2 separate regions of the Homo sapiens genome follow, and region 2 is linked to region 1. The links are chromatin loops, found by intact Hi-C in ENCODE. Cell type or tissue: ascending aorta. All regions are shown on one strand. Each heading gives the region's core, and the rest is flanking DNA. Links, peaks and the distances in the headings are about the cores only. Region 1 has its middle 60 kb from the start of TEX41. Region 2 overlaps TEX41 (testis expressed 41).

Region 1 (5,391 bases), core at 83-5,082:
TTAAGCAAATGTTATATAATTAATGGAAATAAAAATTATATACTGTTACAGTTAAGGGATGCTTGGGAGAATGGGACAGGAGGTAACTCATATCAATAGACTCAGTGCACTAAAGAGAATTAAAGCTTCTGTGAAACAGGCTTCCCCAAAGAGGAAAACTACAAAAAGATCAAACTTCCTGAGGTTCAAATATGTTAAGTTCTACTATTTAAGCCCCATTACACATATAGTTACTGGCAATAGCCATTTCTTACCTTCAACAGGGTCAATTTACCTCTTAAAATGAGATATTTAAAGGCAGGCTGCTGGCCTGGTGTCTTGGATGGCAGATCACAGAGTTCCAAAGCCCTTAAGATGTAGCACTAGTTCTGACTAAGTCGTAATTAACTTCATCGGGAGTTACATGATAGCAACATAGAACAGAATTTGGCTGAACATTTTTAGTATTCTTCCACTTGGTAATTACTACTTCAATGGGAATTTCAAGTAAGAAACAGAGGGCAGAATTTGGACCACAAAGAGAAGTACATCAAGTTAACTGGCCCAATTTATAACGCCAATAACAGAGTGTATTAAAATCTCCCATGAAACATCCCCATTAATGCATCGATTGCATCATGAATGTGAATTGAACCCCAAACTGATTACCCAGGTTCTGTACTAAGTCCCCAGGAAGGGCAATGTGTAGAGGAGAATATGGCTAGGGAACGGCTCCATATACCAGATAACCACCCTAGAAGGCAATTATGTAAAAGCTAAGTAAAGAGCTGGACACTGCTGGGCAGTTTAACCACATAAGAAATTCTTAGGAGCCATTACAGCTCCCGTCTGGGCATTAAATATCTGAAGAATAAGATTAGGCCACTAAGATTTGGGCTTGTGCTTCAAAATGAAAACCCAATGCTAAGTTCAGAATTATACCTAAAATGATAGTTACACATTACAGAACTTCAAATTATACAATATACAACTTTTTACTACCATTAATTGTGGAACATAACATTTCCTGAAACTCTATCATAATTCTCCTTCAAAAGTGTTTATATTATACATGACCTAATTTTTATCATAAAAACTGAGACTTAATTTTTTTGGCTTGCTTGCTTTAAATTATAGTATTTAGTTGGAAACTAATTTTAGGGTATTATCAATTTGACATTTGAGTTTAAAGTACACTGAAAAAATACAAACTTATGCAGAATATAGAAAGATTATATCTTAAAAATATATTCTCTTCTTTGCTACCTGTGTTCCTCTAAGTAATTCACCTGAGGCACTTAAGAAAAGACTTAATACATTTCCTGAGGGCCAATCCACAATCCCCTTGATGTGGTGTCTGGCCAGACTTTCAATTGAAGGCCATTAACACCACTTCTCCAACCAGCCTTGAGCTAACTCTCCCCTGTCCTCAAGTCTTGAAGTTCACCACCCCTCAACAGCCCCCATTTCTGGGTGGCCATAGCATTGAGAAACAAAAGAAAAATCATAGCAACATGCCCTACCAAGTAAAGCAGACTGCACTCCATAGGCCAGCCCATTCATCAATGCACCATGTTTGTTAACATTCTGAAAGACATTTGTACAGAGAACAAATTGACGGAGCTCATGTTTATATCAGAAATCTCAGAAATGGCAGGGGATTTATTCGTGGAATCTTAATACCCATTCAGACTGTCATAAAACACAAAGGACCAGATTCAATAAAAACTCTGTCCAACTTCCACAACACTAAAGTCTGTGTGAGCCTTCAAAACAAAATCAATTTTTCCAGCTTTGCAAAGGGCTGTTCAGACTTCGGTAGCATGGAAGCCAGCTGGGGCATTTCCTAACTCATCCCCTAAATTAGTTTCAAAAGTAGTTTTGAAGACCACATTTGATCAGAAGAATTTGCACACTTTCCTCTCTCTCACTCTCTCCCTTTCTCCTCTTTTTCTCCCCCTTTTTAAAAAACACATTTCATAGTACATCACATGGAGAACAAACAACAGAACTGCAGCATATGTCTCATGCAGTTAAAAGCTTCAAAACTGGCCTGTAAAACGGAATTCTTTGGTACACAGTGAAAAAATATTTTTTGATTCCATAATCCATACTGCAGGAAAGTTGGGTGTAATCATTTTTGAAAGTTGCTGCGTCCATGGACAGCTGTTCTTCATACATACTGAGAATGTTTCCTTTACATTCCTAAGGACATGAGAGTTTGACAGCAAGCCAATACCTTTGGAAATGGTGAAAGCTAAACAAACCCCATACTGATGCTTTTACTCTCTCAACAAACTTTCTCCCACAACTAAAATGTTAAAACTTTTACCCCACAGCCCACATTCTGAGATTAGTCCAATAACTAATGTTCTGTCCAAGTAAAATACATTTTGTCATAGCTTGAAAATGTTACCTTTCACAGAAGTATAGTATTTCTGACCAGCAGGGAACATATGTCAACATTATCTATTATTACCCAATGTCAGGACCAAAAAGGGAAGGTGGGTGGTGGATGTTAATAACGACTTAAGCGATTTCTAAAAGAGGCATTTGAGAAGTACAAAGCCAGAAGTTTCAAATGTTTTGTCTTATTTTCGCTGTGTCAGCAACCTGCCCCCCCCACAAGAACAAACCTAATGCTGCCTCCGACTTGACGCCTAGTTCTCTTTTCAATTTTAGCCAACGCTTTGCTAAGCTGGAAAGTTTGAAAAATACCCTAGAAAACTTCTCCACCAGAAAATGAAAAACAAAAACATATGACCAGCAATGATGAAAGCAACTCCCACTCGCTAAGAAAAAGATTTTCAATCACAGAAGCACACAGCTTTTGGATTTGAACATTTATTTTCATTTTTCTAGCTACTTGTCTGGTGTTTAGATTTGGGGGTTGGGTTTCTTGTTGGACATTGGAAGAGACAGGGGAAATGCTGGTTGGGAGTGTAATTGTATTTAAGCAATTTTCACAAAGGTAAGCAGAAAGCATTCTCCTCAACCAACAAGGCTACAGGGGAGACAACTGCTCATTCTCAGTTGAATACGGATTCCCCTGCAGGAGTGGAAAGACACCTTCCATAACTGACCAGAGGAGGATATGTGTGTGTCTCTTGCCCTTCCTAACGTTGGATCAAGCTGTGGCACATAATATCGTGTGAACCTGTGGTTCACCATGCCCCCAACCTGGGCAGCCATGACCAGGAACTGAAAACAGACTTTGAGGCACCACGACTGGGAGCAATCAAGTTTTTGTTGTTTCCGTGGGCCATGCGGTTCTATGCAGTGTTTCCCAAGGAAAAGAGACTTGAGTTCTACTTCTCCACATGAACATCTTGGGGAAGAGATTACTTTGGGACAGGGGTCAAGACTCGTGTCCTGGTTCAGGCCCGGAACAGGAAGTATTGGAGTAATATGTCCCCTCGAGTCCTGGAGATTTGTGTAGTTTCCCTTGGGGACTTAGTGTCTCGGGGTCCTGGGCATATTGGAAAGTAGGTTCTCACTCACTTATCTCTTTGGTCACCTTAAAAATGAATCCTTCCATGTGAAGAAATCGTTCAGGAGAGATTATAGAGTAAAACCATTTAAATACATTCCTCATGATAAAAAGACTCCTACAACTACAGAAAACTCAAACCATGGCACAGCATGTGCCACAGACTGGAGGAAGGCAGCAGGGCTTATTGTTTTGACTTTTGGAGGAAGTTATCCTAATTTGTTCTTCCTCATCTCACTCAGCTTCTGAGGACAGAAGTCATAGAATGATGGGTTCCTTCTAGATACCAGTAAGACAAAAAGGAGATCTTAATTACTTATGTAGTCTACATTGCTACCCAAACAGTATTTTAATTGCTAAATGGCAGAAGTTTATATTCATCCCACAATTGAATGCTACATCTAAAATGATCAAATTACAGGGGATTTTCTGCTCTTTGTGTACAGTGCTGTTGCCCAAGGCACCAAGCAGAAGAGAGTGCTTTGAGGCAATGTTTCCAGGACTGTGGGAGAGGTGGAATGCCCTCAGTTCCCTCAGTTCATCAGTCCTCATTCACCTACTCCTCTTGGGCCCATGTTGGATTAGGAGTTTGGTTTTATTCATGGTAGAGGATACAGTTAACTGGCCACCTTTCATTTAGCACATGCCTCCTGTGAACTTCCACCTGAGATGAAAAACCACAGTAGATGTTGTATAAAAATAGTGCTAACTTAAACACACAGATTGTCTTTTAGCAGAATCATTAAATGCTGAGATGGAAAAGAAACTTAAAGGTTTAGCCTCCTTAGTTTTAAAGTACACAATTAAAACCCAGAGACGAATTGCCCAGAGGCGAATTTGCTGTCACACATCTTAGCAGATGCCCTGATTCCACTCCATTTTGACATGATATTTTGGAAAACTAAGTGATAGTATTGGAAGCCCGGACCCTGGTCCCCTCTCAGGTGGAGGGAGTTGGGTAGTGATTAGAAAGGGCGTGAGGGAATCTCTGACATGCTGACCTCTTGATCAAGTTGCTGTTTATATGAGCTTCTTCACCAATGATTTGGGCACTTTTCTGCAAGTATATTACCCTTCCATTAAAAAAAGAGGGAAGCAAAAGAAAGAAAAATAATTAAATGCAGTTTTAAAATTGTGTGCACATATAATTGCCACTTCTATTTAAAAAAAATCCTTAGATATTAAATTTAAAATAAAATTAAATACTATCTACTAAGAAGGTTGACAGGTTATCATTCCAGCCCAAACACAGGAAAATAAGAATCTTAATAGAGAAAACAGTAACACATCTTCAAAATAATAATAATTTCCATTTGTAATGTACTGACCAGGCTATGCAATATTTTATTATTTCATTGTTCTTGATCTCAAAGCACCTGTTCTCTAAGGAGAAAATTTATTTGTTTCATCATTTTATAACTATAAATACTAAAATTCAGCGAGATTTAGTAACTTGACTAATGACTAGTAGCTTGTACCACAGGAAGGAGAAACTGGACATTTTGACCCTTTCCTATCTTAGGCAATCTCTCCACTACAATATGTAGCCAGTAATAAAAATATCTTGCTTTTGTGGGGAGGTAGGATATTTTCATTCATTCCACCCAAATATGTATCAAAGATTAGGCACTTCAGGATTACAAACATGAAATGGAAACCTATCTTCAAGAAATTTGCTTTTTCATGAGGAAGTGAAACAGCTTAGTTTTTAAGATATAAGTTCATTCGCCAAAGATTAATCTTACGGGCCAATTTTGTCTTCACTTGCGTTTTGAGATGGCCAAAGTCTAAGAAAAGCTGAAGAAGCATTTTAGGCCGAAATTGCCGAGAATCAAGTTCCTTTTTGAGGCTAGAAACTTTTTTAGTGGTGGAAGCGGAGAAAGATTTGATTGAGAGGTTGACATTTTAATTGTTTTTCTCTG
Region 2 (5,391 bases), core at 88-5,087, 110 kb before region 1:
GATAAGGAAGTTTTCTCTTGTCCCAGTCCAGCCTCAGTCTTAGGCCCATGCCTGGGCCCTCTCAGCATTACTGCCCCACCTATTCATGGCAGCAATACTCTACCTTTTATCTGTAGTTGGGTGGGAGTTTTCCATCTCTCCCCTAAAAGTAGCAGATCTCTGATTGTTATATATACTGGATTCTGAGCCCAAGGCGGGTTTCTGCTGCTCTCCTGGGGATAGGATGTTTTATGTTTGTTTGTTTCCACTATCTCATCATTTCTAACAGCAATGGAATTTTGCTTGTTTCCTAAGAGATCATCTCCTATCCCTCCGTTCTCCTGTCCCCTCCGCAAGAAGCAGACAAATTTTGCTTCCTCTTCTCCTCAGAAGAAATACTTGAACCTGAAAGAGGGGCTTTACTGCTTTTCCCTTGACAGGTTCTTTTCTTCATAGAAGAAAAGTGTCCAGGAAAGGAGATTTATATCTCCCTACTCCTGGCAGCCAATCACCTCCTTCACACCTAAAGCATTGAGGGGACTCTCTCCAGTTCTCTTCCTTTTTCCCAAATATTCTCTGAGCACCTAGCAGAGACCTATGCAGAAATGCTTCTGAATAAGTTAAATTCCCTCTGTGTGTCTGGGGCTCTATTGATTCGCAGATAAAGTTTTTCCAATGTGATGGTTTTTCTGATGGGTCAGTTTGGCAAGCATAGAGTCTCCAGTTATTTAACCAACACTAATCTAGATCTAACACTAATTTAGATGCTGATGTAAAGGGAGTTTGCAGATATAAGTAAAATCCATAATCACTTAATTTAGGTAAGAAAAAACATCTCAGATAATCTGGGTGGCCAATGTGGTTCATCAGAAAGCCTTAAAAGCAAAACTGAGCTTCCTGGAAAAAAAATTCTGCCTGTGGGCAGCAGCATAGGCCTTTGCCTGTGAGTTTCAGCCAGCCCATAATCTTCTCTTTCAGAAGGGCTGCCCTTTGGATTTTAGACTTGCTTAACTAGCTTCCTCAATCATACAATTCAGTTCTTAGATAGATAGATAGATAGATAGATAGATAGATAGATAGATGATAGAAACATACATACATACATACATACATACATACATACATACATACATATATACATACATAGGCAGACTCCTATTGATTCTGTTTCTTTGGTTGAACCCTCAGTGAGACAGTCCCTGATCTCAATAATCTTACATTAGGGACAGATAATGAATAGTAAATATGTCAAGACGTGATAAATAATATAAGGAAAAGCTAAGTAAAGTGAAAGCACAGAGCAAGACATGGACCGCCATTTTACACAGGGTGTCAAGGAAGGCTTCTGATGATGTAATCTTTGGGCAGAAACATGGACAGAGTGAGTAAGCAATGTCATACACGTATTTGAGAGAAAAGCTTTCCTAGTCTAGAGGACAGCAAGTACAAACTCATGAAGTGATAAAATAACTTAGTGCATTTGGGGAAGAGAAGAAAGAGGATGATAATAGCATGGTTCAGATAAGACAAGCTCCTGGGGTGGATCATGAAGGGTTGAGAAGATCAGAGAAGGCTCTGGGTCTTCTTGTGAAATTCTGCAGGATTGTGAGAAGGCACAGGTTATAAGTGCCTGGTGGCTGTGTCAAAAACAGAATAGTTTGGGAGAATGGAAGCAGGGAGACCAAATGGGAAGCTATAACAATGTTCCAGGAGAAGAGTGAGGGCAGTTTGGGCAGAATAATAGGACTAAAGAATGCAGAAGTGGTGGCTGTGTCAAAAACAGAATAGTTTGGGAGAATGGAAGCAGGAGACCAAGTGGGAAGCTATAACAATAATCCAGGAGAGGGGTGATGGCAGCTTGGGCAGAATAATAGGACTAAAGAATGCAAAAGTGGTCAGACTCTCGGTGTATCTCAAAAGTAGTTATGAGAAGTCTGCTGAGGGATTTGGATGAGGGTTGTGGGAAAAAGCAGAGACAAGGATGATGCTAATCATTTGGACCCATGTCTTCCTTCCCTTGAGAGGCTTTTTCTGACTCCCCAAGTCTGGATTGGGTGTAAAGTGATCATCACACCATCCTGTATTTGCCTGTTAACTTTCTGTAATCCAACCAGAGATTCAAGCTTCTCCAGGCTGTATACTATTTACATCTTGCTCACAGCTATATCCTCAGAACCTAGTACAGTACCTGGCAGAGACTCAAAAACATGTACCTAATAAATGACGGCCTTCTTTAAATGTTTACAGCTTGTAATTAAGAAATTTTATAATTATATTAATCTCAACCTATTCATTTTATATTAAATACAGTCCATTTCATTATATCTTATTTTCATAAATTTAACTATTTTTATTTTCACCATTTTTTACCCCTTCCTCTTTATCTACTAAGGTGTTAATTCTTTTATATATATTTAGATATTTTTGTATTATAGATATTAACTCAGCTGTGATATCTATAGAAATATTTCTTATTGTTTGTATTTCAATTTTGCTATTTTTGATGTACAGAAGTGGCTTTTTCTCTTCACTGCTTTGAAATCAAATGTATTAATCATTTCTCTTAGAATTTTTAAATTAAAAATATTTTTACACCTACACAACAAACACATATATCATGCTTCGAGTTTTATGTTTCAGGGTGTTTTTAATTATCCCTTTTGTTCTTCCTGGGATCTATTTTATATGTGATAGAAAAAGATTTACTAAGCTGATCTTTCTATAAAACTGCAAAGCAATTGAAAAGGACATTGAGTTTTAACCTGAGAAACCTCCTTAACAGTCTCTCAAGGCCAAGGGTTGTGTATTCTGTGTGCTATTTTTTTTAATGGTAACTCATGTTCTTATTGTTTCAGAAACTATAACAGCTATCCCTGCAGGCAATACTAAAATATGGAATAATGGCATTCTTTATTTTTAAAGTCATATCAATACATACAAGATGTTTACTTGAATTGGTCTACTGAACTAACTCTCAAACGTAGGTTAGTCTTTCCAAGTAACTTTTCCCATTTCCAAGGACTTCAAACTGATAGAGCTAAAAGCACAAACTTCGTTTTGGTGTAACTATGTTTTGGGAGTAGGCAATTTCCAGGCATTCTTCCGTGTTCAGCAAAGATTATACTCATTCTACCTGTGACCTAAATAAAGATTAATTCAATTATTTAATAGCATAACGCTAGTCCACTGACATGACATGTTCTTAATTTAGCACAGCCACAAAAAATTGAACAAGCTCGCCTAGATTGTTTTTCTGCCTGTCAAAATTCAGCACAAACGAGCAAAGTAATACTGGAGACTAAAAATACATAAACATAAGAAAATTTTTCAAACTTTAAAAACTAATAATAAATTGGAGGGCAAAGGTTGACTGCTATACCAAATGTGGAACTTTACATAGTTCACAGCCCTAAATCCCCAGGGTTACAGAAATCCCAAATACAACATAGTTTCTATTATTAGCATTTTCTATTTCTAATCCTGTTAAATTTCTGCCCTATTAAAAATATGGGGATTTATAAAGCTAGTTTATAAGATCAGATGGTTTTCATGTGCCAGAATACTTCAAACTCCAACTCCAGGTTTTGGTTAAAAAAAATAAAATCCATAATCAACTTATCCTAATTTTTATCAAAATGAAAACATTTACTGAGGAAGGGAAGTGACTGAGAAATGTGCTGGAATTTCACCTTTGTCACTTTCATTTAAATCAAGTAAAAGAGCATCCATGTGGCTTTCAAAGGTACAAACAAAACATGTTAAGAATTTTAGCTGACTTCTTAATGACTGGATTTCTTCTTATATAATATTATCTTTGAACCATAAATCTACCTTACATGTTAGAATCCTGGCATCAGGGCACTCAGCAAAAGTTTAAATATTCCTGCTCCCGCTCAGAGAATATCCTTTGGTAAAAGATCTAAGGAATGTTAAGTGACCATCAAGTGACCAAGTAAATCATCTGAGTATTCTATCTTGTACATTTCATAAGTAAGTACCTTTCTTTGTGCTTGGTTCAACATCCACCAAAGCAAACAGAAGGCTTAAGAAATGAACACATATATTTCATCTAAGAGAGGATAAAATACACATTTTTAAGTTTAATAACCTTTAATAAAAGCACTTTATTTGGAATATTTAAATAAAAAACTAATTTAGCCATGTATTAGAAGTGATCATTTATGTAGTAGTTCAAAAGCCCCTTGTCCTTTAAAGCAAAAAATGGTATAATTTATGAGGACAGACTATAGGTTCTATGTGTTGTCACCAGAACGTGTCAGGTATTTTTACTGAATACATATCTTTGTTATGATTGGGCTAGAAGACAACAGTTCTTTTTCTTGCCAAATTTGAGCATTTGGCTTTAAAATCATGATCCTATTCAGGTCATCAATGGGGAATATGTCAGTGAAAGTAAAATTCTGTTATGGTGCATTTTAGGTGGTTTATTTAAATGCATCTTCTGGTGGGCTAATACTACCTTTTGCATCTAAAAAAGGAGTCATTTTAACAGTGAGCTTTAAAATGTACACAAGTGTCCAGAATTCTGATCACCTCTATAACATCAGAGTGTAATGATAATTTTTAAATTATTTTTAGCTGCCAAAGTCCAGGTTCCCCTATCACTCACAAGCTGAAACACTCATGATAAATTTGAGAGACTCTAATAACCTTAAATCATTGTGTACTGCACATGCTCAGAACCAATCACTTCCAAATTTGAGAGCATATAAAAATTTGAAGAGCTTCAATTATTTTAAATCACCATGTGCAGCGTAGAGAGAGATTTAAAATAGTTGTAGTGCCTCACATTTTTTAAGCACTTCAGTTTGGAAGAGAGTCAAGCAGCATTCCAGCATGGAAGCTCAAGACACATTGGACTAGTTTAACACATCAGAACTAGAAATATATACCTAAAAACCAAGGAACTAGTTTTTAAAAATTAAGTTCTTGAAAGGTGGCAGGGCTGCAGGGGTTGGGGGGGGGTGGTCTTTGAAAAGCCAAATAAACACCTCATTCCAATTAGAAAACAGTATAGTGATTACCAGGTCAAGCCAGGGGAGAAAGATTCAAATGATGTTTACAAAGCAAAGAGTGGTTTTCTTAAAACTAAAAGCAGTGTGATAGATAAAAGAGACACAAAGCTAAAGAAATGCAAGAAGGTTCTGAAAGCACAGCAGGCAAATTCATGTACTCCTACAGCTGAATTTTAACAGTAGTGGCATTTCCCTCACCATGGTTTTCCTTGCCTCAATCTTCCCAGCAAAGCTAACTTTCTGGTTCCCTCTTGGATGAATGATTGTACGGCCTTGTGTTTTACCAACACTCTTGCGCCACTTTTTCTATATTCTCTTTGTTTGATTGTGGGAGAGGGTGAGCACTTTGACATTTTACACAGCTCAGAGTTCACTT

What was found. Hi-C counts contacts between places; a loop is a spot of excess contacts. Peaks named below come from ENCODE experiments on the same cell type or tissue, not always from the same donor. Only the 100,000 strongest peaks of a DNase experiment are listed, where the experiment ranks them.
Region 2: a loop joins it to region 1, with 1.8 times the contacts of the local background. A loop is called at or near these places in 2 of 110 quality-filtered maps.

Annotation. Positions count from the first base shown.
Region 1 is chr2:144,605,222-144,610,612 of GRCh38, reverse strand. No RefSeq gene overlaps it. Among named protein-coding and RNA genes, the nearest start is that of TEX41, 60 kb to the left of the region's middle. RefSeq lists an enhancer at 1,091-1,592. In ascending aorta, for the core only: no CTCF peak of the experiment used is centred there; a DNase peak (open chromatin) is centred at 2,594; H3K4me3 peaks cover 854 bases; H3K27ac peaks cover 1,943 bases.
Region 2 is chr2:144,712,122-144,717,512 of GRCh38, reverse strand. All of the region lies in intron 1 of TEX41 (testis expressed 41), which reads right to left. Among named protein-coding and RNA genes, the nearest start is that of TEX41, 47 kb to the right of the region's middle. RefSeq lists an enhancer at 4,862-5,391. In ascending aorta, for the core only: no CTCF peak of the experiment used is centred there; no DNase peak of the experiment used is centred there; H3K27ac peaks cover 1,304 bases.